Regions from separate parts of the Homo sapiens genome. Here region 2 is linked to region 1. The links are chromatin loops, found by intact Hi-C in ENCODE. Cell type or tissue: HCT116. All regions are shown on one strand.

Region 1 (4,000 bases):
GAGCTCCGCCTCCTGGGTTCACACCATTCTCCTGCCTCAGCCTCCCGAGTAGCTGGGACTACAGGCGCCCACCACCACGCCAGGCCAATTTTTTGTATTTTTAGTAGAGATGGGGTTTCACCATGTTAGCCAGGATGGTCTCGATCTCCTGACCTCGTGATCCGCCCACCTCAGCCTCCCAAAGTGCTGGGATTGCAGGCGTGAGCCACTGCGCCCGGCCCGGCAGTTTGATTTTTAGAAGTCAAACCTTTAAACATTGGGGTCAAACAGAAGAACATCACGTATTAACCAGGCTGAACCCTGCTTAGAACAGCAGCCCAGGCTGGGCGCAGTGGCTCACGCCTGTAATCCCAGCACTCTGGGAGGCCGAGGCGGGCCGAACACGAAGTCAGGAGATTGAGACTATCCTGGCTAACATGGTGAAACCCCATCTCTACTAAAAAAATACAAAATAATTAGCCAGGTGTGTTGGCGAACGCCTGTAATCCCAGCTACTCAGGAGGCTAAGGCAGGAGAATGGCATGAACCTGGGAGGTGGAGCTTGAGGTGAGCCGAGATCGCACCACTGCACTCCAGCCTGGGCGACAGAGCAAGACTCCGTCTCAAAAACAAACAAACAAACAAACAAACAAACAAAACAAAACAAAACAAAACATAACAAAAAAGAACAGCAGCCTAAAAGCCTGGGTACATGGAACTCCATCCCACATGATCCGCCTGCCTTGGTCTCCCAAAGTGCTGGGATTACAGGTGTGAGCCCCCACACCCAGCCTTGGTGATGATTTTTTGGATTTGACACCAAAAGCACAGAGAACAAAAGCAAAAATAAGTGGAATTGCAACAGACTAAAGAGCTTCTGCCAAGCAAAGGAAGCAATCAAGGAAATTAAAAGGCAACGTATGGATGGAGAGAAAATATTTGTAAGCCATATATCTGATAAGGGGTTGAGATCTCTAAAATATATAAAGAGCTCATATAACTCAACAGCAACATAACAAATAGCTCAATTTAAAAATGGGCGAATGATCTTAATAGGCATTCCTCAAAAGAAGACACACGAATGGCTAACAGGTGTGTGAAAACATGCCCAACGTCATTAATCATCAGGGAAATGCAAATTAAAACCACAGCGAGATATGACTGTGGTGATAATTTTAGCATATAGGTGTATCAAAGCATCACATTTCCTTCCTTCTTTCTTTCTTTCTTTCTTTCTTTCTTTCTTTCTTTCTTTCTTTCTTTCTTTCTTTCTTTCTTTCTTTCTTTCTTTTTCTTTCCTTTTTTTGAGACGGAGTCTCGCTCTGTTGCCCAGGCTGGAGTGCAGTGGCACGATCTCGGCTCGCTGCAACCTCTGCCTCCTGGGTTCACGCCATTCTCCTGCCTCAGCCTCCCAAGCAGCTAGGACTACATGCGCCCGCCACCACACCCGGCTAATTTTTCGTATTTTTAGTAAAGACAGGGTTTCACCATGTTAGCCAGGATGGTCTCGATCTCCTGACCTCGTGATCCACCCGCCTCGGCCTCCCAAAGTGCTGGGATTACAGGCGTGAGCCACTATGCCCGGCAAAGCATCACATTCTCACCTTAAATATACACAGCTTTTATTTGCCAGTGATGCCTAAATAAAACTGGATAAAATATGGGAAATAATAAGATTTGGCAGAATGAGAAACAACAGAAATTCTCACATTTGGCTGGTGGAGATAATTTCTTTCTTTCTCTTTCTTTCTTTCTTTCTTTCTTTCTTTCTTTCTTTCTTTCTTTCTTTCTCTTTCTTTCTTTCTTTCTTTCTTTTCTTTCTTTCTTTTTTTGTGGAGACAGGATCTTGCTCTGTTGCCCAGGTGGAGATATTTTTTTTTTCTGTGGAGACAGGGTCTTGCTCTGTTGCCCAGGCTAGAGTGGAGTGGCACCATCATAGCTCACTGCAGCCTCGAACTCCCAGGCTCAAGCCATCCTCCCTCCTCAGCCTCCTGAGCAGCTAGGACTACAAGCCCATGCCACCATGCCAGGCTATTTTTTTTTGTAATTTTTCATAGAGATGAGGTTTTGCCATGTTGCCCAGGCTGGTCTTGAACTCCTGGCCTCAAGTGATCTGCCTGCCTCGGCCTCCCAAAGTATTGGAATTACAGGCGTGAGCCATCGCATCCAGCCATGATTTTCTTAATAAGAGTTTCTTTCCTCTAGCTTACTTTATTGTAAGAATACAGTGTATAATACATGTAACATACAAAGTATGTGATAATCCACAGCTTATGTTATCAGCAAGTCTTCTGGTTAACAGTCTGCTGAGTTAGGCTTTGGGGGAGTCAAAAGTTATATGTGGCCGTTTGACTGCTCAGGGGTTGGTGCACCTAAGACCCCACATTGTTCAAACGTCAACTGTCTATGGAAGAAAACGTTTACGAAACATCTCACTTTGACTGTTGTATGAAGAATGGCCTGTAGGGGGAGCCAGTGGATACAGGGAGACCGAGTAGGAGGCTTTTTGCAGACAAGAGACTTAAAGTGTTAGACTCTGATAGATTAAATATGTAAATTAAAATTTCTAAAAGTATAGGAATAAAATGTATAATTTCTGAACTCAGAAGAAAAACGGGAATAAGACAAAAATCCGAAACAAGGCAAGGAAGGAGAGAAACAGAAATACGGAAGAGGCAAATAATTCCTCCAAAAAATTCAAAATGTATGAAGAATTGCAATTAATGCAGATGGTCCAAATCTGTGCTACTCAATACCATGCTATTCCATGTCAATAGCCATATGTTACTATATGGCACTTGGAATGTGGATCTGAACTGAAATGTCCTGTTGTGGCCAGGCGCGGCGGCTCACGCCTGTCATCCCAGCATTTTGAGGGGCCGAGGCAGGTGGACTACTTGAGGTCTGGAGTTTGAGACCAGCCTGGCCAACATAGTGAAACGCGGTCTCTACTAAAAATACAAAAATTAGCCAGGGTATGTAGGGACCAGCCCCACAGGGTCGGTGGGTTTTTCTCCCTGTGTGTGTGAGGAGATGAGAGATCGTAGAAATAAAGACACAAGACAAAGAGATAAAAGAAGACAGCTGGGCCCGGGGAACCACTGCCACCAAGACGCAGAGACCGGTAGTGGCCCCGAATGCCAGGCTGCACTGTTATTTATTGGATACAAGACAAGGAGGCAGGGTAAGAAGCGTGAGCCATCTCCAATGATAGGTAAGGTCACATGAGTCACGTGTCCACTGGACAGGGGGCCCTTCCCTGTTTGGCAGCCGAGGCGGAGAGAGAGAGAGAGGAGACAGCTTACGCCATTATTTCTGCATATCATATCAGAGACTTTTAGTACTTTCACTAATTTTGCTACTGCTATCTAGAAGGCAGAGCCAGGTGTACAGTATGGAACATGAAAGCGGACCAGGAGTGTGACTGCTGAAGCACAGCATCACAGGGAGACAGTTAGGCCTCCGGATAACTGCGGGCGAGCCTGACTAATGTCAGGTCCTCCACAAGAGGTGGAGGAGCAGAGTCTTCTCTAAACTCCTGGCCTCGAGTCTGCTAAGTAGCCCGTGTTTTCCCTTGGCACTGACGCTACCGCTAGACCACGGGCCACTTGGCAACGGGCGTCTTCCCAGATGCTGGCGTTACCCCTAGACCAAGGAGCCCTCTAGTGGCCCTGTCCGGGCGTGACAGAGGGCTCGCACTCTTATCTACTGGTCACTTCTCACCATGTCCCTTCAGCTCCTATCTCTGTATGGCCTGGTTTTTCCTAGGTTATGATTGTAGAGCAAGGATTATTATAATATTGGAATAAAGAGTAATTGCTACAAACTAATAATTAATGATATTCATATATAATCATATCCATGATCTATGTCTAGTATAAGTATTCTTATTTTATGTATTTTCTTTATTATACTGGAACAGCTCGTGCCCTCGGTCTCTTGCCTCGGCACCTGTGTGGCTTGCTGCCCACAGGGTGTGGTGGCGGGCACCTGTAATACCAGCTACTTGGGAGGCTGAGGC
Region 2 (4,000 bases), 510 kb before region 1:
AGTTCCCATCTTTATAAACGACATTGGCTTCATCTGCATTATTTTAAGGACATCACTGTGTGAACTGTACCGCTTTTATTATTATGACTGTTTTAATAGACACAGGAGGCTGGGCACTGTGGCTCATGCCCGTAATCCCAGACTTTGGGAGGCTGAGGTGGGAGGATCACCTGAGCTGAGGGAGGTTGAGGCTGTAGTGAACGACAATTGTGCCACTGCACTCCATTCTAAACAACAGAGTGACACCCTGTCTCAAAACAAAACAAAACAAAAACAAATTGAGATGTAACTTACAGATGTCAAAGTGCATAATTCTTAATTGTTTACATATGTGTGACTTTTTACGTGTGTGTGTGTGTGTGTGTGTGTGTGTGTGTGTGTGTGTGTGTGTGTGTGAATCCTTACCACCAGCACCTGGATCAAGGTATGGAACATTTCCTTCTCCCCAGAAGGTTCTCTCTTGTCCTTTTCCAGTTAATACCTCTACCCCATTTTTCTGACTTCTACCACCACGTGTATTTTGCTTACTCTTTTATTTTAATTTTTTAGACAAGTCACCCAGGCTGGAGTGCAGGGGCGCGATCTTGGCTCACTGCAATCACCATCTCCTGGTTCAAGCGATTCTCCTGCCTCAGCCTCCCAAGTAGCTGGGACTACAGGTGCACACCACCATGCCCAGCTAATTTTTTGTATTTTTAGTAGAGATGGAGTTTCACCATGTTGGCAAGGCTTGTCTTGAACTCCTGACCTCAAGTGATCCACCTGCCTCAACCTCCCAAAGTGCTGGGATTACAGGCGTCAGCCACCGCGCCTGGCCTTTTCTGGCTTCTTTAGCATATTATATCTGTGAAGTTCATTCATATTGTTGAATGCATCAGTTGTTCATTCTTTTAAAAAAAATCTGAGTGGTATTTCATTATAAAAATATATCACTATTTATAGGTTTATTCTTTTGTTGACAGACATTTGGTTTGCTTCTAATATTTTTTAAAAAAAATTTTTTTTGAGACAGAGTCTTGCTCTGTCTTCCAGGCTGGAGTGCAGTGGTGAGATCTTGGCTCACTGCAACCTCTGCCTCCCAGTTTCAAGTGATTCTCCTGCTTCAGCCTACCGAGTAGCTGGGATTACAGGCATCCATCACCACTCCCGTCTAATTTTTGTATTTTTAGTAGAGACAGGGTTTCACCATGTTCGCCATGTTGGTCTTGAACTCCTGACCTTGGGTGATCTGCCTACCTCGGCCTCCCAAAGTGTTGGGATTACAGGCATGAGCCACTGTGCCCGGCCCCTCAAATTTTTAATAGACACAATTGGCAAGAAACGTCACGTGCACAAGCAAGTGGTAAGAAACTTCAAACCATTTTCTACAAGCCTTTAAAAAATTATAACAGGTGAAATTATGTCTAAGGACCCCAACTTCTTTATTCATTAACAAATATAAGTTTCAAAAATTGTTGTAATGATGTAAATGGCTTTTTGAATCCAGTTGAGTGTTTTCCCATCAGGCACTTCAAATGATAATGATGCTCTAATTTGCATGCATTGTTGGAGGAGTCATCCAGTTGCTGGCTTGATCCCTGCTAAAAGAGCATACCAGCTGCAAATTGACAGAAGAATCTGATACACGTGAAGATGGGGACTTGGAGGCTTTATCTGGAGCTGCAGCTACCAGGAGCCCCCTTCTGGTCTTCTCCAAGAACTGCACCTTGGCTTCATGGCCTTACCTTGGCACCTGGAACATGGACTCCTTCAGTATCTTCCAGTACCTGGATCCACAGTGACACAGGATGTTCGTGGTGGACAGCGAGTGTCAGACGTAGGGATCAAAGACACACCTCCAGACCTCACTCCATACTGGCCACCCCGACAGGAGCCTTGGATGAGGCTGCTCATGGCTGTAGATGACACACCAAGGAACTAGAGCTTTTCAGATGCCACCTGGCCACTCCTGTTCTCGGCCATAGCAGTGTTACTTGGTACTGTCAATGTCCACTGCATTCTGTCAAATGTGTGTCATTTAAAGACCACAAGACATAACAAAAATTAATTCGTTAAAACTTATTGTATTTTATTTTTTAAACTGAGATAGGGTCTCTCTCTGTTGCCCAGGCTAGAGTGCAGTGGTGCAATCACAGCTCACTGCAACCTCAAACTCCTGGGATCAAACAATCTTCCCGCTTCAGCCTCCCAAGTAGCTGGGACTACAGGTACGTGTCACCACATCGCGTTAATTTTCAAATTTTTAGGAGAGATGAGGTCTCACTATGTTGCTCAGGCTGGCCTCAAACTCTTGACCTCAAGCGATCCCCCCGTGTTGGCCTTCCAAAATGCTGGAATTACAGGTGTGAGCCACCATGCCTGGCCTAATTTTGCTTACACACACACACACACACACACAAGAAAATTGCAATTTCAGGAGCCATGACTTATGACATCATTGATTCCTGATGGGGCAGCTCAAAAAAAACAAAACAAAACAGGACCATAAGATGGCAGTATTGCATAACAAGCTTTACTGCACGGCACTTAGATAGGTTTGCATGCGGGGAATGTCCCTTCCAGCAGGACTCCTTCCAGAGGAACTCCTGGGACAGAGGAGAGTTAGAGGCAGGGCTTAAGTGTCTAGGTGATGTCATTGAGTAGCAAGGTGGGGAGAGTCTGCATCATAGAACTCTGAAAGGCAACAATAATTTGGGGTTTCTTATGGCTGTAAGATTTTTCTTCTCTGTGATTAATAGGTGTTGTTGGGTGCAATTTTATGGGGTATGCAAAGCAGGTGGGCTCTAAATGACTAAACATATGCTTATTTGTGCAATATTTATAGCAATGGATTGTGTGAGAATTTGAGCTTGGTGCTGGTGGGCTTTGAGCTGAGAGGTCCCTGCCTGCCTGCTGTAAAGAAATAAATGAGATAGGGCTGATAGAAAGACACTGTCTTTGGCTCACTTATACAGCAAGTGACAACCAATTTAGTTCAGACCTTTCTTGCTTCTAGACCTGCACCATCCACTCTTATCCACTTCTCATTCTTCCTGGAAGCTGCCACGGAACATGCAGACCCCCGTATCCACTTTTGCCAGTAGGGACACCCACTTTTGAAAAGCCACGGACCCCTGGCAACGCAGCTGCAGACATACCATTTAACTCACCCTGCCTGGAAAAGGAAAGTAAATGTTTTCTTCCCAATTTTTGCTAGGGAAATCCAGGCACATATATGTATTCAGTAACTCAATGATATAAATTTCAGGGCTTGTGTCTGTGTGTTATTGGAAAAGCATTTGAGGCTGGCTGTCATGGTTCATGGCTGCAATCTCAACACTTTGGAGGCTGAGGCAGGAGGCTCACTTGAGGCCAGGAGTTCCAGACCAGGCTGGACAACTCTACCTCTACAAAAAAATAAAATAATAAGCCCCGCATGGTGGTGCACACCTGTAGTTCTAGCTACTCAGGAGGCTGAGGTGGGAGGATTGCTTGAGCCCAGGAATTCAAGGCTACACTGAGCTATGATCACACCACTGGGCCTGGGCAATGGAGTGAGATTCTGTCTCTAAAAAAAAAATGCATTTGAGAATTTTAGCAAATCTAAGTACATTTGGAGTCTGCTAATATTACTGTATATGGGATTTTGGTGGGACCATCCCTAAGGATTTAATAATAAAATGTCCCTTTATATTGTTGAGAATTTTAAATAATTCTTTAAAGCAGTTATGTTCTGATAAATATTTAATAACTGGCTCTTGAGTGGCATGGGGCGCTGATTTGCAGTGTTTGCCAATTCCTGTGGTGTAAATACTCCCACTGTGGCTGATTTCAAGGTACAGATGTGATACCACTGAATGTGAAGCTGAGAAGAGATGCATGCAATTGGCTCTGACTCATGCGGTTGATACATGCCAGCTCCAGCACATCATGACTTCAAGCTGTCCCAGATGTGCCCTGTCTGAATTTCTGACCTACAAAAACCACGAGAGATGATGAGTGATTATCAATGTTTTAAGCT

The links. Hi-C counts contacts between places; a loop is a spot of excess contacts. Peaks named below come from ENCODE experiments on the same cell type or tissue, not always from the same donor. Only the 100,000 strongest peaks of a DNase experiment are listed, where the experiment ranks them.
Region 2: a loop joins it to region 1, with 15 times the contacts of the local background. A loop is called at or near these places in 6 of 110 quality-filtered maps.

Annotation. Positions count from the first base shown.
Region 1 is chr19:6,629,768-6,633,767 of GRCh38, forward strand. No RefSeq gene overlaps it. Among named protein-coding and RNA genes, the nearest start is that of TNFSF14, 38 kb to the right of the region's middle. RefSeq lists an enhancer at 1,385-1,886. In HCT116, CTCF peaks have their summits at 2,409 (motif pointing right) and 3,621 (motif pointing left); DNase peaks (open chromatin) are centred at 2,424 and 3,634; H3K4me3 peaks cover 424 bases.
Region 2 is chr19:6,124,029-6,128,028 of GRCh38, forward strand. It overlaps LOC105372255 (a long non-coding RNA gene), which reads right to left. Exons shown (of 4, transcript NR_187772.1): 4 at 1,398-3,953. Among named protein-coding and RNA genes, the nearest start is that of ACSBG2, 9.6 kb to the right of the region's middle. RefSeq lists a silencer at 1,510-1,804. In HCT116, CTCF peaks have their summits at 1,692 (motif pointing left) and 2,495 (motif pointing right); DNase peaks (open chromatin) are centred at 1,683 and 2,513.